Regions from separate parts of the Mus musculus genome. Here region 2 is linked to region 1. A link is a loop called in an ENCODE intact Hi-C map of the cell type or tissue named here. Cell type or tissue: heart. All regions are shown on one strand. Links, peaks and the distances in the headings refer to the core of each region. The heading gives the core; the rest is flanking DNA.

Region 1 (15,832 bases), core at 5,150-10,149:
TTCTTTCTTTAATTGATTTTATTGTTTGGGGGCAGGCTCTCACTAGATAGCTCAGGCTGGCCTTGAACTCAGGATCCTCCTATCTCTCCCTCTCCAGTGCTAGGACCATAGACATGGACCACCATGCCAACTTCTTTCTTGTTCTCCAAGAGTCCTTTTTGTAAGCATGGCCTCTGCCCATCGCCTGCCCACACATCATCTCCTGTGTGTGTATTTAAATAACCTTCTCCGTTCTTCTCTAGTTTTGTCTTTCACATTGGACCATCCTCAAAAACATTTTCAAAAAGGAGGCATTTGATAGGACGCAGGTGACGCTGGGTTTGATCCACAGCACTGCATGCACTGTACAGGTTAGCACATGCCTGTAATCTCAGTGCTTGGGAGAGAGGCAGGACAAGGCCATCCTCGAGACCCTTGCCTAACACAATGAATTTGAGGCTTGCTTGGGCTGCATGAAACCCTGTCTAAAAATGGAAGGGCGTTAGCATAGCAAGTAAGCCACATCTGTGGTGGCTTGAATGACGCATCTTCCCAGGCCCAGATGTTTGAATTCTTGGTCCCCAGTTGGTAGCACTGTTGGGGGCGGGGTTTAGGTGTGGACTTGCTGGAGGAGGTGCGACACTGGGGGTGAACTCTGAGGTTTCGAAGGCACACACCATTCCTAGTTTGCCCTCTGTGGTTGACGGTATGAGCTCTCAGCGTGCTGCTTCAGCCACCAGGCCTGTCTGCAGCTATGCTAACCCAGCATGACCATGCTAGGCTCTGGAACATGGTGCTTGGTCTTGGTCATGGTGCTTTATCACAGCAACGGTAACTGATACATTCTGCCTGGGTGGGACCTCGGGGACATGCAGCTGTTAAAACACGCAGAACTTAATCCAGGGGGAAAGGTCCCTTCATCCTTGACCGTGGGGACACATCTGGAGATGGGAGGTAGATGTGCACGTAGCTTGTTTTCTGCTTTCTGCCTCACCCTCCCTTCCAGCATGTTCCTTCATGCTCTAGAAAACAAGTCTCTCTCTTCTGGGCATGAAGATTAAGTTGCCTGGCAGCCTAGAGAGAGACAAGGCCCTAAATTCCATCTGTTTTTCAGACTCCCAAGCACCCCCCCCCCCATGACTCTTTCCTGACCCTGCCTCCACACCACTCCTTCTCACCCCTGAGGCTTTCTGAAGGGAGAGGGGTCCTTCGCAGTCATGCAGATCATCGTTAGCCTTCACCAAACTACACCCCGAGGTCACAGTTGTTCCCTCCTCTTTCTTCCTTTCTCTCTTTCTTTCTTTCTTTCTTTCTTTCTTTCTTTCTTTCTTTCTTTCTTTCTTTCTTCCTTTCTTTCTTCCTTTCTTTCTTTCTTTCTTTCATTTTTTTAATTTTATGTATGAGTGCTCTATCTTCATGTCCACTGCATGCCAGAAGAAGGCATCAGAATTCATTATACTTGGTTGTGAGCCACCATGTGGTTGCTGGGAATTGAACTCAGGACCTCTGGAAGAGCCGCCAGTGCTCTTAGCCACTGAGCCATCCTTCCAGCTCCCTTCCTTCACTTTCAATCACCATGCACCTTAGCCGAAACACCGTGTGTCAGCCACTTTTTCTTACCCATCCATCACGTTTGCTCTCCTCCCACTTGTCCTGGCTAACACCTGATAGAAAGGGAACAGACATGCCTTCGTTCTGTCTTCTTAAAACCAAGACTGATTCGCTTTTCCAAAGTTGATCTCCAGAAACTTCTCCATAACGAACAAGCGTGGCAACTCTGAAGCTTATTTACTGTAACCTGAGCTAGCACATGTCAGCACTTCGAGAACTTTCTTGGTCTGTGGTGTACCTAGAAATTCACAAAAATAAATGTACTTGACGCTGGGCAGAAAGTGATTGCCTTCCCTTGCCCTTCAGCCATCTGTCGGTCTGTCCTCACTGCATAGTTATAAGCACAACTGAAGGTCCCTGGAAAGCCAGCCAGTCTTCAGAGAAGTTAATAAGCCTTGACCCATTCCATGCAGACAGAAGAGGCAACAGTTCAAACACAGCTGAAATGTCAACGGGACCTGGAAAAGGCCGGTCAGCGACCCCAGAACAAAAATGCTGAGTTTGTGCTAGTCCTGAGCAGCTGAAGACAGAAGTATATTACAAAGAATTCAAGGCAGAGTTCTGGAGTTGAAAGGCTTAGCTTTGATGAGCTGGAAAAGCAAGAGAAAGAATCCTGAGCTCTTTCCCAGTTTAGAAAGATTCTGCTTATCCTTTTTCGCTAGAGTTGGAGCCAAATTTGAGTTAGCTCTTAATGTTTCTGGCCACTCAAGTCAAAGGTGCATTTCTGGGAACAGCCTGTCACCACAGGCTCCAGGCTGAGACAGGGAAGGGGCGTGTCTGTGTGACAAGCTTTCTCTCCTTTCATCACCTTGACCAGTGACTCCAGGACACTGGCACACTGCTGTTGTCCTCATCCCAGGGACCCCAAGTCCTCAGCTGTCCACTGTTTACCTGCCTTGCTGTAAGAGACAAGAATCTTAGTGTCAAGCAACCGTTCCTAATAAACATCCCAGCCACAGTAAACAGACAGACAAACGGACTGGTGCACACACCTTTAATTCCAGTGCTAGGAAGTCGAGGCAGGCAGATATCTGGGAATTTAAGGACAGCCTGGTCTACAGAACAGAGCTAGTTTCAGGTAAGCCAGGGCTACATAGTGAGACCCTGCTTATATTAATTAATTAATTAATTAACTAATTAAATACAGTTTTACATGATCCTTGAGAAGATGGAGTCCTTTAATTTGGAAATCCACTTTAGTTATCTATTCATCTGCTCATTTATCTTATGAATGATACCATTTACCTTCATGTAGCCAGATAGTGGTGGTGCACACCTTTAATCCCAGCACTCTGCAACACAGGCGGAGGCAGTCGGATCTCTGAGTTTGAGGCCAACCTGGCCTATAGAGTGAATAGACCATGACAGCCAGGTCTACACAGGAAAGCCTGTCTCCACAAAACCAATATAAACAAACAAACAAACAAACAAACAAGTAAAATATTTACATAGAAGATTTATAACACAGTGAAAAGAAATGGAGCTTTAAAATCAAATATCTGAATCAAACTTCTGTTTCTCATGGTGTTTTTAAAGTCATGGTTTCCTCTCTTCAACAATAAAGCTAGGGATCCATCTTGGCAAGGCTGTTTTAGGGATTTGAAATAGTGTACGAAAAGTTACTGGCATACAGTAAGTACTCAATGAAAGGAGTGTGGTTGTGACCATCTTTCTATTATTATATCACTGTTGAGCCAGACAAGCCTAAGTCCAGTTTGCACATTCACCTAATGGGGGTGTTTTATCCCTAAGGCTTTGTAGATTGACAGATACTCATTCTCACTAACTTGGGGTTGACTTACACTGGAGGAGGTCTCAGTCTCTGACAAAGACTTTCTCTTTAAGCCACCACAGTCAGGCTCACCTGATTCTGTAACTAGGCCCACTTCCTTGGCCTCTGCCTGCACTCTTAGATATTGGTCTATGTGGAGAGACACCATGGCCAAGGCAACTTAGGGAAGGAAGGCATGGCACCGGAGCAGAGAGCTTACACCTCATCACAAGCACGAAGCAGAGAGAAAGCTAACTGGGAACAAAAGCCAGTGACAGCCCCAGTGATGTACTTCCTCCAACAAGGCCACGCCTCCTCCAACAAGGCCATGCCTCCTCCAACAAGGCCACGCCTCCTCCAACAAGGCCACGCCTCCTAATCCTTCTCACTTAGTTCCACCAACTGGGGAGCAAACCTGCAAACATATGAGCCTCTGGGGGCCATTCTCATTCATGCTGCTACACCTGCTAAGCTCAGTTTCAGCACAAAAAACTTACATAAACCGGTTACTGACAATTTACCCGCTGGTCCCATCTGCTGTTTTGCCATGTCATATTGACTGCCCCCCCCCTCTGCTTGCTGGCATCACACACTCAGCTCAGTTCCCAGTTAGCTTTCTCTCTGTAATATGTGGGTGTCTGTCTTTTTTGCTTACTGTAGTTGTCTTGGAAGAAGCCTTCTTCCTTGTCTTAACAAGAGTTCACAATAACTGACCCTTTACACCTCTCATCTCCACGTGTCTCTTTCTGATGGGACAATGCCAGTGTCCACAGAGATACAACATGAACTTGATGTCTGCTACAGTATGGATTTCATTTGTCTCCAAAGGGTCACAGGCTGGGACTTTGTTTCCTGTGGCGGTGGAGCTGAGAGTTTGGGGAGACTTCAGGTCAACTGTGAAGTTCTTAGCACACTCAGGGTTGGTCCATGAGATGGGTTAAGAAAACATGGGCCCTCTGAGCTCTGATAAGAAGAGGAAGTTGCTATAGAAATAAAGGTGATGTCTGAGTGGCTCTGGATTTTTGCTTCAAGATGGGCTCTCTTCCTTTCACATGCACTCCCACTGTTGTGACCTCTGTCTTGTCATGAGGTCCTCATTGGAGCTCGGCCAGTGCTGATGCCATGCCCCTGAACCCCATAGCTAAACGTGTGTGTGTGTGTGTGTGTGTGTGTGTGTGTGTGTGTGTGTATAAACACACAGTTCGTCTCCCTCCAGCACTTTATTGCAGCAAAGTAAAGTGTACTAATACAAGTCTCCTATGTCAGGACATGCCACCAGGAGTGTCCAGTTGATTCTTCTGAGGCTGTGAAGCTGAGCCACCACCAACTCACATACCAAGTGGGCAAAATTGCCTTTCCTATGAATTGAAGGGGCAGAGCTCACTCCTCAGATACAGCTGCCTCCATTGAGACCTCCTACCCACACCCACCTCAGCCTCAGAAAACTGCTGTTCTTCGGCACCCCACTGCCCTCAGCCTTTGTCTCCCTGTAAGTTTCCACCCATCCTTTAACACACCACACTCCAGGGTTCCCTGGAGTCCTCCCTCTGATTAAAACGGGCCTATCTTGTTCTTCCAGTTCCTTCAGCCTGGCTGAGTGACTCACCAACACATCTGACAGCTCTCTCTTTACTGTGAATGACTGAGGGTACCTCCAGGATCGGCTTCTCATACTTATATGTGCTGGGAACCGGGACTTTTTTGCTGACGATGAATTTTAGAGCCTTACCTGTCTAATCCTGTTTTCCAGGGGACAACAGTGATCTGGGACACTCGTTAAATATGCATTCGTGGGCATTGCCCCTGGATGCTCCAAAGTTGGGTGGAGGCTCTAGAAGTGTAAGCTTTATAAATACCCATCGGGGATGCCAGGGAGTGCTCCCGAAGGCTCAGGTGTGTTAGGAGAAGGGAAGCAGTACAAAAGGAAGAGGGGTGGGCTGGGTAGCCATTGCTGGAGGTCACCCAGCTTTTCCTTGGCAGACCCAAGTCCAGCAGCAGGCTTCCCCATCCAACAGAGCTTGGTTGTGGAAACCTGACTGGGACAATGAAGGAATAGAGACATGACAGACACAGGGACAGAAAAGCTGGGGGTCTGATGGAGGTGCACCAAAGAGAACGAACCAGAACGAACGGCAGCACATCTGCTATGTACAGCGCAGTGGAAGGGGTTAATTGGTTTCAGTTGGAGGTCCCTATAGAGAAGAAGTCTTCGTCTCTGGGTGTGTATACTGCCAGCATCGGCGCAAGGACCAGAGAAAGGTTATGTCCATTCCCTGAGCCCAAGCCCCAGTGAGTCTGCGTATTGTCCCTTGCCAGCAATACACATTTGCTTAGGCTCTGATACTAACATTCTTGTTTTTTGGTTTTGGTTTTGGTTTTGGTTTTGGTTTTTTGAGACAGGGTTTCTCTGTGTGGCCCTGGCTGTCCTGGCACTCACTTTATAGACCAGGCTGGCCTCGAACTCAGAAATCCGCCTGCCTCTGCCTCCCAAGTGCTGGGATTAAAGGCGTGCGCCACCACGCCCGGCTGATACTAACATTCTTGTGCTTCGTTGGGAACTCTGCATTGAGTCATGCCTCCAACAGTCTGGTCTTCCACGTTTGAGACAGGATGGTGGTAGGCCTATGGGATTCAGCTTCCCTGAACTCTTGCTATGGGGTCTGTGTCCCTGAGGTGAGCTTGAAGTATAGCATCACTTTATCCAACTGGTCTCGGGGCCCTCTATGTGTAAAATAAGGCAATTCTACTACATTGGAGCCAAAGCTTTTCTCAGAAGGAGCTGCCAAGCTTATCTGAAGGTGGGCTTGCAGTAAGAGAAAAGTTAGGGCTTATGTTACTGGAGAAATGCTCGCTTTCTCTAATGAGGCGCCCTCTCATGGGAAAAGCAAGCAAGGGCCCTCCCCTGGTTCCTCAAACCCGTGTAATCAACTGGTTACTTTGAGCTCCTGGGAATTATTGTGGGTCCGTAATTGCCACCGTTGCCATCATTTTTAACTTTATTATGTTATTCCAATGCACAAAACCATAAATATCATGCCTCCAGATGGCTAGCTATCCAGGCTGCCTTAGCAAAGTACAACAGACTGCTATTTTGTAATACAAGTTCTAGAGGCCAAGCATCAGCAGATTCAGTGTGTGGTGAGGGGATGTTCCCTGCTTCCAAGACATCTCCTTCTCTCTACTACCTCCCAAGCAGAGCATGCTAGCTGGATTTTAAAAAAAAAAATCTTTTTTGTAACCCTTTGCAATCTTTTTTTTTTTTTTAAATTGTTGTCTTTTTGTCTTGTTTTGTTTTGTTTGGGGGGTGGGGTGTTTTCGGCTTTGTTTTTGTTTTTTAACATGTGAGTGCTGCATGTCCACCTACATGCCACAAGAGGGCATCAGATCCCTTTACAGATAGATGGTCATGAGCCACCATGTGGGTGCTGGGATTTGAACTCAGAACCTCTGGAAGAACAGCCAGTGCTCTTCACCACTGAGCCATCTCTCCAGCCCCCGAAGTCTTGATTTTTTTTTTAAATGAACATTGTTCATGAGAGTAGAAGAAGCCTTCTTGGTCCATGTTCTCAACCTGTGGGTCGAGACCCCTTTGGGGGGGGACACATGATTTTTTTTCCCCACTAATTATATATCAGATATTTACATTACGATTCATAACAGTAGCAAAACTGAAGTTATGTTGTAGCAACAAAATAATTTTACAGTTGGGGGTCACCACAACATGAGCTATATTAAGGAGTCGCCGTGTTAGGAAGGCTGAGAAGCACTGCTCTAGAGGCTCCTTCTCCGACGGAACACTTTGTCACATACAAATTTTGGAGGTACACAAACGTTCAAACCATGGCAATTGGTATATAATTACAGAACAAGGTTAAAATCAAATTCCACGAAGCTAATACACTTGAACATTTTAATGCTCATTTAACATGATGGATGGCGCTGTTCTGTAGAAAGTGCATGGCTGCCTTGGAGTTCGTCAGAGAAGGCTAGGTCGTGGCTGACCTTAAACTTTAGCCTGCTTTTCTACTGTGAGCTTCAAACTACAACCGACAATGACTGTGTGTACAGCAAGAATAGACATTTCGGCCTTGTTCACGGACTTTGACGGAGTCATTTGAGTATCAGTCTGTGCTAGAACAACATCGTAGCAAACCGAAGTTGTCATCTTGAAGAAAAGCTTCAGAGATGCTGTGTAGTTCATCACCAATGTTGCTTTTTGGACATTTGCCTTCAAGTCTAACTCTGACTCAAACTGTTAAAGGCTGGGCAAGTGGTCACAGCTCTGTCATTTGTGCCTCCCACCAATGCTGCCACCTCATAGGCTCCCGCTAAAAGTAAGGCGGGGTATTTGAACCCATCCACGCCCCTCCCCTGGTTACTTGTCACAAAGGCTGGAGATCTATAACCAAAGGCTTTAAAGGTGCTGATCTGTCATCCCTACTAGCATCTATATTTCCGGGTCCGCCCAGCCTTTGTCCTGGGAGGCTCCTTAACATACACAAGAACTGCTCTGGAGGCAGCTGACAAGGGGATTCATTAGCTGCTCTCTGCTGCCCTCTTGAGTCCATAGCTTGGGTTGCATGGGATGCTGCCCAGACTGGAGTCTCTCTCTCATTCTCTCTCTCTCATTCTCTCTCTCTCTCTCTCTCTCTCTCTCTCTCTCTCTCTCTCTCTCTCTCTCTCTCTCTCTCTCTCTCTCTCTCTCTCTCTCTCTCTCTCTCTCTCTCTCTCTCTCTCTCTCTCTCTCTCTCTCTCTGCGTGTGCGCACGCACGCATCTGCTTCTGCCACGCGATTCATGAGGGAATTCGCGCTTCACATCTTTGCCATCTCCCAGTCCCAGCCCCTGCAGGCCTGCCCGAGCTTCTCATCCTTTGGAAGGAAGCCTGCCTTAACTCTCTCTCCTCCTTTTTTCTTTCTTTTATTTGCATTTGCATCCGATCTTTGAACAGCCTTGAAAATCTGGTGCTAACTAAGCAGAGTTTTGTTGAATCCGACGCTTTTCTAGCTTGGCGTTCATAATTACAACATTGAAAAGATGTCCTGGGTGCGAGGATTCAGCGGGGTTTGGGAAAAGAACATTAGAGTTTCTGCTTTTACACAGTTTGTTTGATCTCATCCTTCTTAAGTTTCTAGTTTGCATAATGTTTCAGTGTGTGTGTGTGTGTGTGTGTGTGTGTGTGTGTGTAGGCTAGTATAGGTATATAATTCATAAATAAATATGAAGTGGAAGAATGCTAATTCTATCTCATTTAGTTATTTTGCTGCTGAAGGTTTAGCTAATCATAAAACCCCAGGGAGTAGTCTGGAAGAGTGTGCTGGTCAGAGTGACAGAATCTACAGAACGAATCACTATAAGGAGAAAGGGGTGGTATTTGAATGACTTACAGGCTACAGTCCAGCTAGTCCAGCAATGGCTGCCCATGAACGGTCCAAGAAGCCCGGATGTCTCAGATGGTCTTCAGTATACACTGGAAGCAGGCTCTAACGCTAGGGTAGTTTGTGCTGCATATACCTTGCCAGCGAGGTGAGAGCAAACAGGCAAAGAGCAAGCACTACCTCCTTCCATGTCCTCATAGAGGCCACTGGCAGAAGGTGTGGCCCAGATTAAGGTAGATCCTCCCACTTCAAATATCCAGATTTTAAGTGGCTCCCCCCATTTCAAATTATTTTAATTAAGAAAAAAAATTCCCTCACGGGTGTGCCCCATCATTTGGATGAAGTCAAGTTGACAACTAGAAATAGCCATCAAAAGTCCATCCCTTGCCAGCTTGGCACACTGTCATATCTCTCCTTATGTCATGCTTAATTTCCAAACAAAAACAATAAGCAGCCCATAATTGTGTCTAACATGATATAACTACCCCATGTACAATCACAAACATGGTATATATTTAACCAGGACATAATTATGTCTAAGTTCCATCCCTCACTCTCTCCTTCCATCTCTTCTTTCCTTCCTTGACAAGGTCTTCTAGCAGTGTAACCCTGGATGCCCTTCAAACATGTTACCCTCCTGCCTCGGTTCCCCAGGTGTTGAGATTACAGGCAAATATGCCACCATACCCTACTTTGAGGACAGTTTGATTGGACCAACATAATAATAGCATTATGAGATGGTATTGGTTTTTTTTTCTTTTTTCTTTTGGTTTGGTTTAGTTTGGGTTTTTCATAATTTGGTTGCGTGGCTCTTGAATAGGAACTCTACAGATGGTATCATGTTGCCATGTCAACAGTTTGGGCAGCAGTAAAGGCAACTGTCACAAAAATCTAGAGGACTGAGTTAGAGCCCTGGAAGCCAAGTAGATGTGGAAAGACCAACTCTACAAAAGTGTCCCCTGACTTCCATATACACACCAAGGTGCGCACCCATGAACACACACACACACACACACACACACACACACACACACACACACTCTTAAAGGTTGAAGAGCCCTAACTATATGACTGTTTTATAAATTCAAGTACCTAATTCTATGTAAAATTACTACCTAGATGTTGGAGGTAGGGTTTAGCACTGCCAAACACATTCCCTGTGACCAATTACATTCTGTAGACAAGTCTTTGTACCTCAAGCTTTCTTCAGTGCATCAGATAAGATGCTTAGGACAGAGTTCCAGCAGTGATTCTTCAAAGCCATATGGGAGTCTTTGAAAGCCACAGCACCTACAACAGGTACAGCCCCAGTTCTGGGAGGGGAGGCCCCAGCTTAGGGAGAAAGGGCTCATGGGTCTGTGATCTGGCCTGGTGAGACTTAAACGTATTTCTCTGATTGTGGTCTCTGCCTTTCTACCACTAGTGACTGGGACACTCGTGGTCCCTGAACTTTCAGCAATATGTTGAATATGCACAGTGTGAGGCAGAGCTGCTAGCACCCAAGTTCTGGTGAACAGTGGTGTACAAAGCATTTTTATTTTTGTTACAGGTCAGATTTGATATAGCAAGAACTGGTGTCTGGGAAGTGTTCCATGAATACATAGCACTCAGTCTCCCATGAACACGTGCTGCATATACCCAAGGGCAAAGGAAGCTAGGTCCGGGCTCAGGAGGTCCCACAGCTGCCTAGCCACACTGCTAAGGAAGGCTTAGCCATGTGGCCAATGGGGTATCTTAGGATCAGGTTAGCGAGCATGACTGTCTGCTGAAAGTGGTGCAACCTGAGCCCCCTCACTCTTCTTGGTGACTCAGTTTATTCCAGTTAGACGAGGCTCCCTGTCTGTGACTGTTTACTCCAGAAACTGCCAACCCAGTACCAGGGATCTCAGCCTCTCTCTCGTCTGGGTATAGAACTGCTATCCTCAAGGTCTGCTCATCAAACCGGCCCATCCCTAATCTAGCCCCATGGAGAGCTGGTCCTGCAGATATGGCTTAGAGCTCTGGAGTTCTCATCTCCTTCCGTAGTCTGATGTAGGCAGCCTGAAATCTAGGCTTTGCAAACCATGTCATAGCAGAATTAGCCCCCACTAGCTAGAGTCCAGAAGACATATTTGAGGGCTCATACAGGCCCAGACACCTAAGGAGTCACTTCACCTCAGTGGATCCTGTGTTTCTTTAAGCTTCTTGTAGTTTCATCGTCACATCTACCAGAGAGGCCCTCATAGTGTTGGCTTTCCAGAGGGTGGGATAGGAAGCCATAGATAGGAAAGCCACCAGTGTAACTCTGACTGATGCACATCGAGGGTTCTATTCTAAGAAAGCCATGGGGAACGCTTGGCTGGTGAACACTGTATCTCCCAGGGGCCTCCGCTCTGTAATGACGTGCTCTCTTTCATGTCTGTGTGTGTTGCTGTGACAGGTCACAGCTGCCTTCCCACCAGAAAATGTCTTCTGACTTCTTGCGGGGTATTCCTCGTGCTTGGCGTTGTTGCCGCTGCGATTGCTGTTGGGATCATCTTCGGGACACCTACAAAACCTGCAAGTATGTGTCAACACACACACACAGATACACACACACAGATACACACACATACATATACATACACACATACACATATACACACACATACACACATACATACACACATACACACACATACACACATACACACACACACACACACACACACACACATACACACACACATTTACACCAAGTCTGTTTCCAAAATATGTGAATCTACAGTATGGATGGGGAGGGGTTGGCATGTGGCATGTGCCAGCCATTGGCTATTTTGCATATCCTCTCTCTATCCTCAGGTCCTGCAAGGTGCCTGTTGTTAGGACAGACACTTCAGGAAAGGACTTGCCCTGGACCATATAACTATTAAGTAAGCAAGACAGCATTGTGACGCAGGTTGAGGTGACTCTGAAGTGTACACAGGATATGGTCTCTACCTTCCAGGACTTCCACTGTAAATAGGATTGTGGGATAGCATATAATTAGAGATTAAATTCGAGAGAAATCAGTGAGGACTGGTGATAGGGACGTGGAAATGAATGAGCTAGAACTGGAGTTGAGCCCCAGAGGGATCCCTGAACTCAGACACAGAAGTAAAAGACACAGACTTCATGGAACATCAAACCTGGGGTATATAAGGAAGAAAAATATCACTGATAGGCCAGGTTGGGGGATGGGGGAAGGCAGAGGGTCACAAGTTCAAGACCACCCTGGACTACATAGCAAGACTATCTCAAAACTGATCAAACAAAAAACAAAGAAATATGTGAGGGTACACTTGCTGCCGACATGACCTGAGTTCAGTTTTTGGATCCCACATGGGGAAAGGTGAAGACTAACTCCTGCCTCGAATCATTCTTAGATTTCCACACGAGTACTGTGACTGGCATATGCTCATATCTGCGGCACGCGCATGCATGAGTATACAAACACAAGCACACAAATAAATAAATGTAAACGAATTCAAAACAAAAGTTCATAGCGAGTAGTCAAGAAACGGGTGTTGAATACAAAGTAAGATGTGGTCCAGCAGTATGCAACTGCTGCAATTACACACACACACACACACACACACACACACACACACACACACACACACACGGCTTTCCCTGCTGAGCTTGCTTCTTCTGTTGTTCATTTGGCTAACTCCTAAGGTGTTTAAGACCAACTCAGACATCTCTGACCTGACGGTCCCGGCTGCTAGACTCCACACCCAGCACTCTGCTTTCCCAAGTAGCCTAGCCAAGGTCAGCACTGCGGAGACCCTGGAGCCAGCCCATCCTGTAGGATGCGGGACTGTACTGCAGAGGGAGACTCTTCCCACACAGACCTCATTAACCCTGTCCTCCCATGAGCATCAGGGTTTAAGGTTCCCTGCATGTTCTTCACTCTGCCTTTCTCCTTCATAGGCACTGCCACAGGTACTAATTCCCCACCACAGAGCCCCGTCTCATCCCATCCTGACATAAAATTTTCAGAGGGTCCAACTGATGACAATTCCTTCAGATGACCAGAGCTAACGATTCTTGTCTCTGAAACAACAACGCCAGCACCTGTTGATCAAGAGATATAAACTCTGGCTTTATCCATCTGCCTCTTAATTATTCAAGATGATAACACCTTCATCACTCCAAACCCATTACTTCAATCTCCCCCTATACACACACACACACACACACACACTGTGTACCATTCACCACAGCCATATGGGATTGTGTGGAAATATACAACTATGTTGAGATACAAGTGTCACCAGTATTTCTGTATTCACTTCAATCAATTATTTTTCATAGTACTTCAAGTAGATCCGTTGTATTTTACAATACCATCATTTGGGAGCCGGGGGCGAAGCTCAGTGGTAAAGTACTTGCCTAGAACATAGGAAGCACTCGGTTTTATCCCCAGCACCTCAAATACGAGTCCTGGTGGCACAATGTGGAGATCACAGTACTCGTGAGGTAAAGGCTGAAGGATCAGAAGTTTAAGGTCATGTCCAGGTACACATCAGTCTGAGCTTAGACCTAAGATATGCTGTCTCAAAATGATCGTTCATCATCATTGTCTTAATTAGAGGCTAGGTAATAACTTACTGGTAAGTCACTTGCCTAGCATGTGCAAGGGCCTACACAATCCACAGGACCTCTAAGAAAAAAAAAAGAGAGAGAGATAAAAGAGAAAAAGAAAAATGAAAAAGATAAGCAATCTCAATTTAATTTTACTTACAATATGCCCAGGAGGTTGACATAGCAAGTTACCTTTGTTCTTACATCAGTCAAGAAAATAATAAACAAGTCTGTATAGTTAACCCATCACAAAGCTCACACCACACCGGGGAGCAGGCCTGTTGAGCCCTCATCTGCCTGCTATTACCTCTAAGTCTGGAGTGAGTCAATGCTTGTTCGCCAGATTCCAATGGTTTTGATGAAAAAGGAAACCAGTCAAGAAGACCTGTGCCTGGAGAGTTTCGGATTGTGTATATGAAAGAAAGAAAAAGAAAGAGAGAGAGAGAGAGAGAGAGAGAGAGAGAAAGAGAGAGAGAGAGAAGAAGAAGGAGGAGGAGGAGGAGGAGGAGGAGGAGGAAGGAAGGAAGGAAGGAAGGAAGGAAGGAAGGAAGGAAGGAAGGAAGGAAGGAAGGAAGGGGAAGAAATAATGGGGATGGTGGCACAAGGCAGAGCAGGGCAGGACATCAGCTTTCTTCTTTCAGGTTGGACATATCACCAATGCAGGACAGATTCACAGCAACCAGGGTTCCTGTGTGAGGACCGCACAACTTGCTTGCCACCATCTCTGCTTTGTGATGGCAAGATGGACTGCCGTGACGGATGGGATGAAGCTGCTGCCTCCTGTGGTGAGGTGGACTAATTACCAAACAAAAGTCAAGACCAGGGTCCAGGGCTAGGCATAGCCGCACCCGCACGTGTGGCCAGGGCTAGGCATAGCCGCACGTGCTTTCAATTCCAGAACTTGGGAGGCAGAGGCAGGTGGGTGTCAGCTAGAGCTATACAGTAAGACCCTGGCTTTAAAATAGTCGTAGCAAGCTAAAGTTCAGAATTCCCATTTAAACATTTTCATGAATAATTTTTCCATTAGAAATAATTTATTTGTGCCCTCTAGGTCAAATGCCCGACAGTCTCCCACAAAACTTGATTTTCAAGTGTCCCAACCAGAAGACATGGACGTTTGTGGACAGGGTGTGTGACACCAGGAACGACTGTGGTGACTGCTCAGATGAATCAGGTGACGAAGAAAATTACACAGGGAATCTTTTTCCTGGGTTCAGGGAGTGGCTTCCCTTACACTTCAATTACGGAAATTGGCTCTGACTTAGAAACCTTCTAAAGATATTTACATCCACAGCTAAGAAAGTCCATCACTCCCTGGGCCGCAGTAGCTTTTAGGTAGGGAGCTGGTTTAGGCAAGCTCAGGGTCTTGGCTTCCAGCACTATCCTAGCCCCATCTCCAAAAATAATAAGTAAATAAACAGTCAGTCAGACAGACAGACAGGAGGGAGAAAGGGAGAGAAGAAAGGACAGAAGGAGGAGGAAATGGAGGGAAGGAGCAGGAGTATTTAATTAGTATTTCATTGTATCTATTTACAGAAGAGCTCTCCCTCTGTAAGATACAAACAAATGAAAATGTTCTCAGTGTTCCGGAAGCTCTTGTTTACTATCAACTTTGATTTGCGTTTTCTTTGGCAATTCTGAAAGACTCACAAAAGGCTTATTGGATGCTTGTCTCTCAGAAAATTAGTTACCAACCTTGTCCTCCCCTCCTCAGTGCCATCCTTGTCCCCCACCGCGTTCCCACAATGGCTTAACCCAGAGCTGCACCCATACCCATCCACAGACAGGCAAGCCACAGCCAGTAGATACAATTCCTGTGCATTATGGCTCCAACCGATACATCTGAAAGCAAGCTTCATCAGGAAGACAGTGAAGGGACATCAGCTTTGCAAGCTGTGGAGGGTAGAATAATAGAAATGCAACGTCTAGTTAAGAAGTCTGACTCTGTAACAAAGGGATTGGAAATGCAGAGAGCTTTTGCTCCTGGCTAGTTGCCAATTAGCAAAGAACTGGTTCCGGTGCTGACTGATGGCTGGAACTCAAGGGGACCTTTCCCTGTTTATGCAGATTGTCAATCTGTTTAGCTAGGGCTGATGGGGAGAGGCAATATTGTCTCTGGCTTTTCAAACCATGTCTGGAATCTTCAATAATCATCTGCAGTTTTCCCATGAGATAGTTTCACTAATATTTTTTTTTTAAACCTGAAGGGCCAGTTCTTGTCCAATAGCATTTTTTTCCCAGTTGACATTTTAAGTTATGCTTTTAAAAATAAATACAACTGTCTAGTTTCACGGTGCCCAGAGTGCTCCGGCTGGAGATGTGAGACCGTTTTCTTCGCGGACTGTGCCTGCATTCCCAGAAGTCGCTGCAGAAACGGCATCCAAGACTGTGCCGACTGGAGTGATGAAAACCTGTGCGACTAGACTCAGAAGCGTGGGTTTGGAAAGGCTGAGAAATGTCTTTGCCTTAAGACTTCTCTCAAAGTGATGGCCTGTCTATCTGCTTGTTTT
Region 2 (15,832 bases), core at 7,019-12,018, 270 kb before region 1:
TCACAGAAAAAGGAGTCTTCCTTGAGGAAATGCCTCCATGAGATCCAGCTGTAAGGCATTTTCTCAATTAGTGATCAAGGGTAGGAGGGCCCATTGTGGGTGGTGCCATCTCTGGGCTGGTAGTCCTGGGTTCTTTAAGAAAGCAAGCTGAGCAAGCCAGGGGAAGCAAGCCAGTAAGCAGCATCCCTCCATGGCCTCTGCATCAGCTCCTGCTTCCTGACTTACTTGAGTTCCAATCCTGACTTCCTTTGGTGATGAACAGCAATGTGTAAGCTGAATAAACCCTTTCCTCCCCAACTTGCTTTGCCATTATGTTGGTGCAGGAATAGAAACCCTGACTAAGACAGGGCCCTTTGCTAAGTCTTGATGTTCACGCTCCATCCAGACCGATTTGAACCTTAGGACCAGCTTCAGAATTTCTAAAGTTTCCATCCTGGTACGTAGGCAAAGCTTAGAACAAGCAGCAGGGTTTCCAGTAGCAGTGAGGTTCAAGTGGTTGTCATATTGTTCTTTTTATTTCCTCTTCCATAATACATATTAGAACTAACAATATGAAGAACATTAGGCCCATCACGGGAGCAGCCAGCATCCTACAACTTGACAACTCTGTGGGGCTTCTCATTGGAAGAAAATACAGCAAAATCGATGGCTTCCCTTCAGCAAAGCTGCAGTTTCTTTTTGTTCTCTAAGCCTACAGATTACAGTTTATAATATCCTAAAAATCCCCAAGTAGTCTTTCTTTTAATGTATGGGATGAATGTTGGTCAACAAATATTCCAGCAATCTCATTTAAGGGAAAACAAGCATTCCTTTCTCACACTTCATGAGGAGAACTTTACCCAAACAAGGAAGCCACTAACACAAAGAGGCAGAACTCAGCAAGGGAACCAAACTGACCTTTTAACAAACTTGCAGCCAAATGCCTAGGCCAGAAATTTTCTTCTACCACAACTCTTTTTAAAAACTTGACGACCACCAATTTGAAATGAATTAAAAGCACCCAGTTTTTACACAAATAACTCTGCCTTTGCAATCCCCTTCTTGGAAGACTTCCCTGTGCCTGGACCCTTCAAACCATGGGTGGAATTAGGCCCTTGTAGAGAAATGCCACCCACCTCCACCCAAAACCTGGAATGTAAAGGGAGAGAAAGAGAGAGTTCACAGGAATCTCTATTTTATAGCCCACGCTATAGTGAGATCTATCAAAAAATTAGTCTCAAAAGCTGACTTTCTAAAAGTCCAAGAGCCTTGAAGATCATTACTTTCCTTTTTCCTTTTCCTTCATATTTCATACAACATTCCCCAGGCCTTGACAGAGATTGTGCATAGTGAAATGGCAGCAAAGGGTGGGGAGAAGTAGGGGAGGGGGGAAGGAAGGGTGGGGGAGGAATCAGCTTCCATTTACTCGAGGGCCCTGACTCATAGACAGTTTTCATTGTCTCTTTCAGAGGTGATTAACATGGGTGGTTTTATGAGCATTTATAGCTCTGTGGCCACTGCTATCAGTAGATTTGAGAAGTCACTTAATTAGTCCTAATTATTAGCTGACGGTGGGAGGGGGGAAGTGTAGAGGTGGGAACAGCACAACCGAGCACACACTCTGCCTCACCTCTAGGAGCCAAGACAAAGATCCTCACCAGGTACCCACAACAGAGGAGTCCTAGCCATCCCCTGGTGCGCTTTAGCTTCCTGCTTTAGGGGAGCTGTTCTGTTGGATCCTGGCTTTCCAGTTTCCTCTGCTGATATCCCCAGTAAACTTTGCACGGGGACTTAGAAGGCCTGTGTCCTGCCAACTGAGGAATCCCAGCCTCAGGTTTCCCTGTTTGCATCTATTTCTGCATCTTCCACTTCCCAAATGGTTTTTGCTATTTCGTTTGCTTTCAAAGTTAGGTTTCTATCCACAGCTAGCTTCAGATCATCTGTCTCCTTGTCCTGACATCCACCAAAAGCTTTCCTTTTCTCTTATTATACGTAATAAACAGCGATCAAAATGAAATGACTCCAAATTATAGCCAGATGTCATAGTGCAGACTTTAATCTCAGTGCGTGGGAGGTGGAGGCAGAAACGTCTGGAATTAAGGTTATCCTCACCTCACCTACTTGGTGAGTCTGAGGCCAACCTGGATTACATGAGCCCCTATCTGGAAAAACAACAACAACAACAACAAATGACCCAGAAGTAACAGTGGTCACGACGTATTGTATAAATGTACAGAATGTTCGAATAATAAAAATACTGGCCGGGCGGTGGTGGCGCATGCCTTTAATCCCAGCACTTGGGAGGCAGAGGCAGGTTGATTTCTGAGTTCGAGGCCAGCCTGGTCTACAGAGTGAGTTCCAGGACAGCCAGGGCTACACAGAGAAACCCTGTCTCGAAAACAAAAACAAAAACACAATAAAAACAAAAAATACTGTTTAAAAAATTAAAAATAGGGGCTATCGAGATAGCTTAGCAGTTAAAGACACTGGCTGTTTTCTAGATGATGTAGGCTCGATTCTTAGCACCCACATGTCCGCTCAAACCGTCTGTTACTCCAGTTGCAGGGAATGCTCTCGGAGGGCGCCAGGCATATGTTCGCTGAATGGTTCACAGACATACACACAGGCAGAACACACATATCCATAAAAATAGATACTTTAAGACGAGGAAAACATTACTAAAAATGGAAACCATGGCCCACATGTTTAAGATAATTGCAATTTGAACCCCTGCGAGAGCTGGCCACATCCGTCAGAACATCGAGAGTGTGTACCCATTTCCCTTTTCTTCTTGCAAAGGCGTTCGTGATCTTTGTGGAAAATATGTACAGCCACATTTTCGGTGACTTTCTTAGACAGCAGTTACTTAATGCAGAGTAAATAATGATGGCAAAATGACATTGTTTTGCCCACATGTACATATGTGAACTATGCAGTAAATGCATGCAGTACCCGAAAAGGCCAGAAGAGGGCATTAGAACCCCTGGAACTATATTGCCACAGGTGCTGGGACTCAAACTCTGGTCCTCGGCGAAAGCAGCAGGTACCCTTAACCACTGAGCCTTCTTCCTAGTTCCTCCCCAAAGTCTTACTTATCAAGATGCTGTTTGAAATCTCTGCACGGTGCCAAGCCCACTGTCTGCCAGCCAAATCTGCAGCAGCAGATAAGGTGCGGCTTCTTGCCAGAGCCTCTCAGTCTTGAAACTTCCCAAGAAGAACGCCAACCAGTTCCATTCGCCACCCCACCCCAACTCACCCCAGGATGCTCTCAATCTCCCCACCCCCCCACCCCCTTACAGAGAGAGTTAGGACACGCCCCCATGTTTCACCAGTCTCTCATATTTCTTCCTATGCCGATAGCTACATGACACACAACTCTAGCCTAATGCACGCTTACAATCTATAATCTAACGAAGAGCATGCGCATCCGCGATTAGTTACTACAGGAAGTTTAGTTTCAGCGTGAGAGTCACGACTTCAGGTCTGTGGCTCGTACAGCCTAGCTCACACTCTCGAATAGTCCTGGCTGACAGAGCAGGGCCATCACTTCCCGGGAGCCTTTTGTGACTCAACGAAGACCCTAGGACTGTCGCTTCACGGTCCTCAAACAGGAACTTAACTTCCAACGGGAATTCTTAATTTCCAACCAAAGCCGTGTAGCTTTCCTTTTATTCAGAGTGAATTTTTCAGCAGGAGTTTGCGGAGCAGCAAGCGATCAAGCTGTCTGCTGTTTGGCAAATTCCTGAGTGGTGATGGATCCACGTGGCTAGGATCCCATGCAGATTACCCTCCCCCACCCTGGGTCCCACAGGCCGCAGACTTATCCAGCAGGTGCCCCCCTCCATCCTCCCTGTGACGGGGCTGCTTTGCAGTCTTGAACCCAGCTCTGCTGAAAAGTTTGATGCCATTTATTTATCTCATTTAGTCCCGTGGACCGGGTCCAATGGGTCCTTTTCCCATCTCACCTTCAGCGCTGACCACGCCATAGCGCCTGCTTTCCTTCCCGTGCCCCCAAGGGCTTTGCCCTGCCTCCTTTCCCCAGCTGTCTACTGGGAAGGAATCCCACTGTCTTCCTGTAGCGGCTACAGAATCAGATCCCAGCCCTTCAACAGAAGTTTCTCTCTTTGAGTAAAAGTCTAGTCCTGCAGTTTCTCCAGACAGGATAATTTTGAATGCAGCCCAACATGAAATCATAAGCATGCTTAAAACATAGAAAAGTTTTTTTTCCATTATTTCTTTTTATAACTCAACTGTGTGATAGATGACAAGGGTGGACAGGTTTGCTAACATGTCCACAGAGAACAAGGTCATTACTCTTGGTCTTAACATCAATGCCATCTCCTCAACATCTATGCCAGCCACTCACTCTGACAGGACTGGATAAGCTCACCAGCTCTTTCATGCCCATTAATCCCGACAACTACAGTCATTTCTAGTGTATACACTAACAGCCGATATGATTCTCGTGGGGTCTTGAGGAACAACACAAAGAGAACTTACCCTAACTTGACCCATCTAATAGGATAAAATTAAGAGATCTAAGCCTACACTCCCTCGGACACACAGCTCACACATACGGCACTTGCTGCTGTTCTGGATAGAGCACTTCCAGACACAACCATCACACAGAAAGTTCCACCAAAACAACACTGATCTAGTTTGCAAGACAACACTACCTTGCCTGGTTGATGGTGGCGCATGCCTTTAATCCCAGCACTTGGGAGGCAGAGGCAGGTGGATTTCTGAGTTCAAGGCCAGCCTGGTTTACAAAGTGAGTTCCAGGACAGGTAGGGATACACAGAGAAACCCTGTCTCGAAAAACAAAACAAAAGAGAACACTACTTTTGTACCACACAATTTAAAATAATACAATACAGCAAAGTCGCAACACTTCCATCCTTGGATTTTTTATTAGACTCTTATTTCTAAGAGTCTGGACAGAATACCAGCACACACAAAAGTCAAGAGTTCTGAAGTGGCCTCTGGGGGGAGCAGCTTCCTATTCTTGCCTCTGGCTTACATTTGCCTGCTACTGCTGGCTGCTCTCTCTTCTGTCTCAGTGGTTCCTTTAAAGTCTACTCTCACGTTATTTTATAAATTCAGGAGACTTTCTTTTTCCCTTGTAATTCAAAGTTTAGATAAACGATAGAGCAAATGCTAGAGTCAGAAAGGCGTGTCTATGTCTGTCTGTCTGTCTCTCTCTCTCTCTCTCTGTCTTCCTAATGTTCCTCTTCAGAGGCAACGACGTTACTGACCAAGCGCTCAGCCCAGTCAGGGTTACTGCAGTTTACAAAGCAAAAATCTTCTCACCCAACACATACACCAGTAGGAGACTGGGGAGAGGTTTTAGAGTCCCAAATTAAAAATAATCCCACTATTTAAGACTTTTAACAGGCAACCCCTCCTCCCCCAGCAATGTGTCTGAGTAAACATTCTTCAAAGCTGACATTCCCAAGAGTGTGATGCAATCCACAGATGAGACATCCTGTATGCGTGAATAAGAGCCACACTCCCGGCTCTGGGGCCCATAAGAGTCATCCAGTCCTCAAAGTTTGCTGTATTTTTTTTTCTCCTTCCTCTTCCCATGTTGTGGGCTCTGGACGTAAATTATTATCCTCACCGTATATAGCAACAGTAACAGATGCGTGCACACTGCTCAGAACACAACTAAGTTTGTGTTCCAAGTTCAGTGGCACCTCGGGCCAGGACATCCAGCAAACCACCACTGGCAAAGGGCCAAGCCCAGAGCTGCACACTCAACCGACACTTCGGGTGCTTCCTCCCGGCCTGCTCTAGGCCACGGGATTTCCCAACGGTTGGAACAGCTCTGACACGTGTCTACAACAGATGCCAAACACCATGCCAGAGCCTCCAGGAACCCTGTCACAAGCTGCCCGAGATGCTTCCACGTGTCAGGCACCTCGGCTGTATAATACATCTCAACTCTCCTTAGCCCGAGGACTTGCTTTGGCCCCGAGGGACCACCTCCAAGACAGCTCTGTTTTCAGGTGCCCTTCATGTATGGTGGTGGTTTGAATATGCTTGGCCCATAGGGAGTGGCACTGTTGGGAGTGAGTGTGGCCTTGTTGGAGAAAGTGTGTCACTGTAGGAGTGGGCTTTGAGGCCCTCCTCCTGGCTGCTTGCAAGACAGTCTTCTCCTTTTTGCCTTCAGAACAAGATGTAGAACTCTCAGCTCCTCCAGCACCATGCCTGCCTGGGGGCTGCCATGCTTCCCACCATGATGATACTGGCCTGAACCTCTGAACCTGTAAGCCAGCCAACTTTTCCCAATTCAAAGTTGTCCTTCGTAAGAGTTGCCATGGTTATGGTATCTGTTCCCAGCAATGCACACCCTAACTAAGACAGGTGTGCAAACTGAATCAGCTGCCCTGCACCTGAAGAAGGCTCACACACATTCTAGTGGCTAGGCATCTACAGGCAGCTGGGCCCAAGTCCTCCTACCCAAGCTTCATTCTACTCTGCTGGCCTCTAAATAATTCCAAGGATGTTTGGGGGGGGGGAGCAGGGGAGAGGCCCAGGGGGAAGGGAATAGAACATCTGAGAATAAACGAACTACCTCTACCCTCTACCCCTCTTAAGGGACCTACACACCACAGCAACACCAGGTCTTCTGAGGCCCTGGGGGTGGGGAATAGACCACATAGGCTCATCTCTGTAGGACACATTGGGCAGCACTGTGTAACAGGCAGAATGGTACCCAAAGCCCACTCCCCGGGCTCAGGCGCTTCCTGAACTGAAGCCTCCAGGACCCGCCACAGTGAGATAATGAAGTAACCATGGCAACTAGCATGCCAGAGTTTGGCAGGGTGAAACTCCTCAGGCAATGTCCTGGGTTCTTCCTGTGTATTTTAGATTGTAAACGCAAGTTGTACGTTAAAAATACATTAAGCATTAAAGAAAATTGAGCTAGGAAGGCTGAGAGAAGCAAGCAAGGTTCTCAGGAAAGAGTATTGAAATACTAGCATGTTTTCTTTTTGTTTACCATGGGCCCAGTCCATAGCACCCACCCCTGGCTGCAGGCAATGCGGCGTTTTGGAACATACCCAGAGGTAGGCGGTCCTGGTCTTCGTGTTCACTCGGCCCATCCACCTGGCTTTTGATGCTCTGAAACAGACACAGGTGAGGGAGTTCATTAAATCCCATGTGTGCTACATTAATGTTTGTTTCTCGTGCGCTAGAGTGACGCTCTTGGAAAACACCAATAAAAGCACACGTAAACAGGAGACTCGTGTGTGTTTATAATTAGCTCTGAGAGCTAAAAATAAGGAAAGGATGTGTGTTCAGCTCACACACACCTGAAAGCTGCCCACAGGGAAAGCAATGTCAGTAAATATCCGGGCATGAGATGCTTCCAGCCTAGTATGTCCTGGAGGAGGATGCTGGTCATCTTGTTCCTATGACAGTGACAACTCAGAAAGATGGCTAGGCTTGGTCAGAACAGGTAGCCCATTGTGATCCTAATAAAAGAAATTGGATTTGGGGCACACCCTTGCCTGCTTGTGGATTTTTATGAACATGAGCCAAGTGACCACGTTTCCTTACCTTTGCATCCTCCTCCTCCTCCGATGGTGATCTGCCAGACTCCAAATTCCTAACCTCTGCAAAAGAAATAATTCGTTAGTTAGTTAGGAAGAAAGGAAGAAAGAAAGACAGACAGACAGACAGACAGGCAAGATAGACAGAAAAAGAAAATTCGTGACAAGTCACCCAGGACCCTCTGCACAGGATCAGCTAGGGTTGGATCAGGCTTTGTAACAGGCAGCTCTACCAGAGAGTGAAGGAAGTGATCACCTGACTGTACACACGCTGGGGTTATTTGTGCATGCTACTTTGTAAACAAGGCAGGGAGCTCTCACCGGAAATCCTGGGGTGGCAGGGGGTGGGAGGAGGGCTGTGTCTTAAACAAATCAGTGTCCTTGACTGCAAAGGAAGGATGCTCACCCCTCCCCCAAGCCTCTCTACAGATGCTGAGGATGTGGCTGGTACCCACCTGAGGGAATCCTACTTGCCTCTCCCCCTGGATTCCACAGATGTCAGTGGAAGAAAGAAAAAAAACGACTAATCGGTTCTAAGAGACACTCAACGGTCCCTTCTGCATCACTGAAAGTGGAGCACGCCACACAGCTCTCAGCACTGACCTCAGCTGGCCAGGCTGATTAAGCAGTGGCTGGCCTCAGATACCCCAGGTCCCACCCCTACCCCCACCCGGCCCCAGCAAAGCTTTTCCTGGAAACAATATTCAGGATGTTCTGTGATGAACAGGAAACCCAGGTGAGGGGACATTTTCTCTGTCCCTTGACTGATGGGTTCTGTTCCCAAATACTCAGTTTCCCAGAAACAAGTTCAAAGACAGTCAAAATAACCATTTAGCCTTGGAAAGAATAAGTGCTGACAGGGGTGATTAGCTGAAAACCTTTCACGTACATTTATAGGGATATACAACCCTGCTGGTCCTCAGCTTCTCAGCATCCATGACCTTTTTGATGTGGTTCTAGAGAAAGTTCACAAACGGGGCATTCCTTGCCTCATTCACCTCTCCTGTTCATTTCAGTTGCCTTCTGCCTCAAACCTCCATATGGATTTAAGCTCTCGGTACTAGGTACTGCCAGAGGTTTCATTTACATTTCACAGAAAACGTACAAGCCCTTCTGTAGGCAGCTCTCCATGGCAAATCAGACAATAAGGGTGACAGAATGCAAATAAGAAGTGGAGAGGCAAGAATGAGGACAGCTAAGAGCACTTGCTGGTCTTACAGAAGATCTGAGTTCAGCTCCCAGCAGCCATGACTGTTGATAACTTTATACATCCTTTTCTGGCCCCCACTGGCACCCACACATACACTATGCACACCCCGCACACAAGCATACACATAAGTAAAAGCAAATGATTTTTTAAAAGAATAACTGAATTTATTTTCATCAAGCAAGCGAAGCTCGGTGACAGTGGTCTCTGGTATTGATCATAAACTCATGAGCAACATTAGGTTTCATGATTAAAAAAAATAAAAAGCTCAATTTTATGCGGTCATGTCAACTCTTCTCAATGGAGAATAGAGCCACCCAGCCTGATAGCTTATACTCAATGCCAGCTTTTAAATGCAATTCCCAAATTTCGTCACCAGGTGGCAGAAGAGTAACATTCGCACGAAGACCAGCCGGTTTCAAGTGAAACCAGGCCGGTTTTGCCTGTAGGGTGTGCCTTTTCAGTGCCAAACGTCCGAAGCAAAAACTTAAAGCAAGGTTTTCCAGCCCACTTCACTGATGCACAGAACTGTGTATCGCCTGCCGTGATGTTTGCCGCGTAGGTGTTGCTGAGGAGTCCCTTTGGAAACTCAAACCTACATAATAAAACCTCAAGCAGAGACAATGGCTGCAGCGTGCCACAGAAAGCAGGGGGTAACAGAGCCAAAGATTCCAGGAACACATCTGCACCAGACAGGAAGACGGCCGTGCAACTACATCCTGCTAGCTATGTGCTGTGCCCTTCAAGCCACTCCAGGCCACAGTATCTCTAAAGCGCCCCATACTTGCGGGCATTTATTCTGAACACCCTGGAAAACAGGATGTAGCCTGGAATCATTTGCAATATCAAAGGGATCATTCAGCTTTCTCCCTCAGCCCTACCCCCTAAAAAGGCTGACCCTGATCTCAGCACATTTCCATCCCTACATCCCCTCTTAGTCTCCTGTGGCTCGCTCTCTCTCTCTCTCTCTCTCCCTTTTAAAACAACTGCTGTAGAAAAATAGACGCGGGAGGCAATCACATTAAGTGAAAAAAGCCAGGCAAGCCAGTCTTAGAAAGATAAAGGTTGTGTGTTTTCTTTCATTTGTGGTTCCTAGATTTTATATACGTGTATATACATGTATGTATGTATGTATGTACATATGTAACAATAAGCTAGGAGCAAAGAAGACTAGTAGGATAGGAGGAAGGGTGAGAAGACAGAGGGTGGAAGACATGGGGTGCACTCGACATATTATATCTACTTGGTAAAAGGTTTCAGAGACAACTAAAATGCCAAAGGCTTTTAGAATCCACTATGCTCCACAGTAAAACGATAGGTTCTCATTATAATTACTTTTGGCTTTAAAAAGAACTTTCAAATGTATAAAACTCCTCACCCTAAAGTCACTTCTTAACTGTTGCGATGATGCTCAGGCTCCAACTCACAACTCACCTTTCATTAGTTTAGAGCAGCTCACCAGAAGGATACCTCCAAGCTTTTAAAAGAATCTGACGCTTAATTAAATTGCTCCAGGGGAGTCTCTGCAGAATTAGTGGGCTCCTTGCGAAGTGCAAGCAAACTACTTGTTGCTGTAGCAACCTTGGGTTGATAATAGTATCAGTAACTTTACCTATTCTGCTTTAAGGGCCTATTCATGTTGTCTTCAAGGCCCACCCAGAAGGCAGGATCACCTCTCTAAATCAGACTTAGAAAACTAGATAAACATGTTTTTTTTTTAAATATTGCCAAACTGTAATAAAAACAAGAGATAATCTCCAGTACTTATGTTCACTAATGACACAGCACCAGCAAACAAGGATTTCTACCCCTGGGTTAAGTAGCTGTAAGATTAATATCAGTGGCTCATTAAGAAGATTTGCCTGGAGAAAAGCTCGTCTCCTTGTACAAGATTTCCTACATCTTCTTGCAAGATGGATCCAGAGTCTAGGCTTAAGCAACAAAAAGTGAGCAAGAACGCTCTTAACTGCCCTGAGGTTTAAGCACAAGGACCCTCCCTCCCTCCAGAAAGAAAGGAGAAAGAGAAAAGTTCTCAGCAGAGCCAGGGGGTCCACCAGCCTTCTAGTCTCCCACTCGTCTATCTACTGGCCCCACACCTGAGACCAGGACAGAAGTGTCATGCACAGACCAGCATGGAAGTGTCATGCTCATAGCTGGCAAGCTGATGGCACTGTCTGTGTGCTCTGCCTCCCTAAGAAATGCCAAAACAGCCCCCTAATGATGCCTATCCTCACCATACAACCCCTCTAGAAACACACTAATTCACACATATTTCAGTGCCTTCTTGGGTGTGCTTCAGATGCTTGTAATCCCAGCAATGGGGAGGCTGAGGCAGGGGCCTCGTAGTACATCCCAGGACAGTCTGACAAATGAGTCCTTTTCTCCTTGTGGGCAGTGAATGCATTCTGAAATCACACTTTGGGCTGGGACCAAATTGGTTTGGGAACCAGTGATTGTATCCCCTGCCTGTTACGTACAAGGTGGGGACCAACAGATTTTTCTCTTCCACCCACCTACATCTGGTGCCCCAAGCACATCCAACTGATGACATGCGATGGGAGGCCACCTCTGCATGCGGAGAGAGAAGCAAAGTTGCTCGCTTTATTGAACTGCTGATTCAAACACCTGCAGTTCCAGCAGTACTTTATTAAAGTTCTGGCCGCCAGGGTGCCTGGGAAGACCAGGCTCTGTCCCCTCCATCCCTTCTCACTTGTGCAGCTCAGCCTAACTCTTTTCCTCTCATGTTTGGCACTAGCACTTCACTACGGACCCATTTGCTTCCTTGTATTGATGAGTGTTTTCTCACTGCCCACAAGGAGAAAAGGACTCATTTGTCAGGCTGTCCTGGAATGTACTAGGAGGCCCCTGCCTCAGCCCAATGTGAACATTTAGCTCTCAGTGCCAGACAGCTAACATGGCGAAGGAGACACTCTTAGTTCACAATTTATTAGAACGCTTGAACTTCCGATATGGACCCCTGTTGCTGCGTAGCTACAGGTTCAGACATGGCCCTTAGCAGCCGCTGAGGCTGGGACCTCACCGTGGCCTCAGGCCACTCAACAGGCCACTCCTCTCCATCCTCAAGCCTCCAGTTCCATCTCTCCTCAAATGCTCAAGCCGTCTCACTCACTTCTCCTTCTCTCCCACCTGACCACCACATACTCACACACAGTGGTAGCTACAGGTGTCAGGACCCTGGGTGACATCTCTCATCGTGCTGTGTGCTATGGTAGTAAGGGGTGTCTATGGCCCACCTGAGAGTGTACTGGAGGGCAGGTCTGTGGGTGGCATGGTGGTTTGAAGCTCTCTCTCTTCCTCTTCCTGCACTGTAGTGCCTGGCTTTGATTTGACTTGATTTTTATGAGTCCCAGGCATAAGACAGCTTTGGCCACCAAGTCAGGCATCAGGCTAGGATGAACAGAGGACTGCCATCTACTCTGCCCCTGACTGATAGGAGAACACCACCACCAACAGGTCTCTCTTTGTCCATAGCTAGGGGCTACTTCTTTATTTTTTAATGATTAAAATACTTCCTTAAGGGGTTATGGAGAGGTGGCTCCGTGGTGACCAATGCTTGGTGGTCTTCCAGGGGATCTGAGGTCGGTTCCCAGGACTCGCGTCAATCAGCTCATGACAACCTGCAACTCCAGTTTTATTAAATGAAAAAAAGAAAAAACCCACAAAACCCCTCAACTACACAATTATTCTTAATATAGATAGTTCAAATTATCTATTCTTGAGTGAAGTAAAACAGGATGATCTGCCACAAGAAAAGGGGCTATTTATGAAATATGGAAGAATTTAAGCCAGCAGGCATAAATGTAGCCCCTATATGTCTAAAGTCTCAAGCATGGGGGGTAGTCAAACATTTAAGGATGAGTTCTGGATATGAACACATCTCACCTAAAACTAAACCAAAAACACAGTTCATGATTGCTTAGTGTCTATTTTTTACTATTGCATATATGTGCATTTGTGCTGTAGGTATGTGAATGTTCATATATGTTCCCAAGAGCATGGGCATGTATACGGCAGAGGCTGACACAGGTGTCTGTCACTGTGCGATTTGTTTACTGAGTCAGGATCTCTCAGTGATGCTTGTTAAGATACTCTTGTTAGCTAGCTTGCCCCAAAGAGGCCCTGTCTCTACCTCGAAAGCACTGGGCTACAGGCAAGCACCTACACTGGCCCCACTTTTAATGTTGGTTCTGAGAATCTAAATTCTGGTTCCCACACTTAAAAAGCACAAGGTTTTTATCCACCAAGCCACCTCCTTGGCTCAACTTTAAAGGCCACCACATTTGAATGCAAATGAACGCCTTGAACAGCCCTCCTCCCCAAAGATACTTCTGAGTTGAGCTTCAAAACTGACTGGCATTCCGAAGATATTTAAGGACACATTTGGAGTCATTTTGAAAACATTTGATCCTCTGATCTTCAGAAAAACTTACCTGGTAGAAATTAATGAGCAACTGATATTCATGTCGAATGGAAAAATTTTTTTTAATTTTAATTTTAAACTTAGTTACCATAAATTTTGTACAAAATATTGTACAAAGTGTGTGCAGACATTGCCCTCTTTCCTCTTGAGTATGTGTCACATGATGATTCTGTTTAATATGTCTCTTATGAGCTTTTACATTCATGAACATGCTACTTTTAGGCTCTCAGGGGTGAAAAATTCAAACATGGGTTAAAGAGAGCACCTCAGCCTCAGATTTTGGTTGCAATCAAATCACCAATCACCAATGACCACAGGTTTTTGTTTTTTGTTTTTTGTTTTTTAAAGCTGTTATATTTCAAAGTGAAATCAGGGCATATTTTTTTTCCTAATTTAATCTACTACTTAAACAAGATGAAGTAAGTCATCTTTCAAAGAGATAGACAAAATGTAAATTTAGTTTAGAATTGCTTTTATGTCCCCTGACTTCACTTAGAGTCTACTTCAAGAAATGAATTCTTGGGCTATGCTGGGGTTGGTCTGGTGCTGCTATGCATTCAAATGCTGCGTTCTATACAGGTAGATCTGGCTGCCCCAAGAGAAAAGACTTTTCACATACACCAGCTTTTGTTATGCAAACCTTGCTGCTCAAATTAATTGATGCATAAAAGGCTAAAGCCTGTGACTGGGCCATAGAGAGAGAAAGGCAGGACTTGAGGATAAAGCGAGGGGTCTCAGGAGAGACCAGAGGAGGAGAAAGGACACAGAGGAGAGGAGGAGGTTGCCATGAGAGGAGATGGACCATGAGCTCATGGCCAGGAGAAAAAGCAAGTAATGAGAGACACATGGCTGGGATGTAAGTCATCATAGCTCCAAACCTGCCCAAACTAGGCTTACAGCTTGTAAATAAAATAGCAGGGCTGTGTGTCTTTCACACAAGCTAGTTAGAATATAAAAAATGTCATTTACAGGGCTACATTTTTAGAATAAGCTCTCCAAATCTATTAGTCCTTAGCTAAGTTTTACACTCGCCCCACGCCTGCTAATATGACCCATTTGGAAGAAAGACTCTGAATTAAGAGGGAAACAAATTCGAGGTGAACCACAGGGTTGGGGGGTGGCTGGCCTGTGAGCTACAGAAAGTGATCTAACCAGAGGATCAATAAAACTCCCTCCAGCGCAAACCACCACCCTTCAATTCTGTGATAAAATGGAAGGAGAGAGGGCTTTTCATTTATGTATGGGGAAAGGCTAGTATTATTCTAATAGTGAGCATGCACTCAGACTGACACCCTATCTTTATCTTTGGACCTTTGCTAGTGAAAGTAATATCCTTTTAGGGAAAACAGAGTGGTGAGCTAGATCTCTAAAGAAAACCTAGAAAAAGATGGGGTTCCCTGTAGGATGAAAGAAGTAACGGCAAACCACATTATGGCTTAGAGGAATATTTTCTGCAGTCTTTTCATCATTTTTAAACTTTATTTGAGGAATCTCCGCACTTCTTTTTATATTGGTGGCACCAGTTTGTACCACCTCCCCAAGTGAATATGTGCTCCCCTCTCCCTACATCCATGCCAGCATCCGTCGTCATGCCCACAGATCAATACATCTCGAAACTCTCATGAGGAGCCTCTATTTACACTAGATGATGATTAACGTCCTGATCCACCATTGGCCAAGATGCAGGGACTAAGAGACTGCGGAACACTCAGCCTTAAAACATGTAAATATGCCACATGCACCCCTCCCAAGCCCTAAGGATCATTGTGGAAGAAGAGGCAGAGAGAGTATAAGAGACAGAGGTGGGGAATGACATCCTGACTTCCGGAAACAGCAAGACAGTATGCATATAAGCTCACAGTGGTTGGGACAGCAAGCACCAGACAAAATCCCAGCGTGGAGTTGGGTAATGGGCACACAATCCAATCCCTAACTGTGGAGCTATTGGCAATTGTTAGGTGCTGGGCTGGGAGAGACAGACATAGACAGGCAAGCAGGCAGGCACACACACACACACACACAGAGAGAGAGAGAGAGAGAGAGAGTTTTTTTAAAAGAATATAGTCACTGGTTAGTTGACCACACTCCAGTGGAAGACCACAAATCCAAGAATAATTGTATTTGGGCAGGGCAAATTAGTCTTGAAGGATTAAAAATAGGACACAAAGTTGGAAGGGTAGGAAGGGGTTAAATCTGAGAAGACTTGGGGAGGTGGGATGAATATGATCAAAACAAGTTGTATGAAACCCTCAAGGAACTAACAAATTATCTTCATGGATACAGGCTTCTATGCATTTACATGTATACAGTGTATCAGAGAAATTTGCATTTCCACCATGCCTTAGATTTCAGAGCCTGTAAATGCCTCTGTTCTAGTTCTTAAAATATCTAAGGTGTTATAAACTACAGTCACCCTGCTGTGCTATGGAACAGTATGTTCCTTTCACATGTCAGGATGTTGGCACTTGTCATCCAAATTCCCCATAATACCTCCATCCTCTCCCCAGCCTCCCACCTTCTCAGCCTTCAGTAACCATATTTCTACTCTCCTCCTCCTCCCCCTCCTCCCCCTCCCCCTCCTCCTCTCCCTCCTCCCCCTCCTCTTCCTCCTCCCCCTCCTCCTTTCCATTCTTCTTTTCTCTTCTTTTT

The links. Peaks named below come from ENCODE experiments on the same cell type or tissue, not always from the same donor. Only the 100,000 strongest peaks of a DNase experiment are listed, where the experiment ranks them.
Region 2: a loop joins it to region 1, with 5 times the contacts of the local background. A loop is called at or near these places in 6 of 42 quality-filtered maps.

Annotation. Positions count from the first base shown.
Region 1 is chr13:98,291,348-98,307,179 of GRCm38, forward strand. It overlaps Gm21976, which reads left to right. Exons shown (of 7, transcript XM_006517799.4): 4 at 11,158-11,280; 5 at 13,964-14,107; 6 at 14,374-14,496; 7 at 15,609-15,832. The coding sequence ends at 15,745. Among named protein-coding and RNA genes, the nearest start is that of Btf3, 18 kb to the right of the region's middle. In heart, for the core only: CTCF peaks have their summits at 6,733 (motif pointing right) and 7,897 (motif pointing left); a DNase peak (open chromatin) is centred at 7,874; H3K4me3 peaks cover 610 bases; H3K27ac peaks cover 284 bases.
Region 2 is chr13:98,022,334-98,038,165 of GRCm38, forward strand. It overlaps Arhgef28 (Rho guanine nucleotide exchange factor (GEF) 28), which reads right to left. Exons shown (of 36, transcript NM_012026.2): 8 at 7,543-7,598; 9 at 7,044-7,104. It overlaps LOC115488224 (a small nucleolar RNA gene), which reads right to left and starts at 12,243; the gene lies at 12,101-12,243. In heart, for the core only: a CTCF peak has its summit at 9,124 (motif pointing right); DNase peaks (open chromatin) are centred at 7,888 and 9,298; H3K4me3 peaks cover 511 bases; H3K27ac peaks cover 602 bases.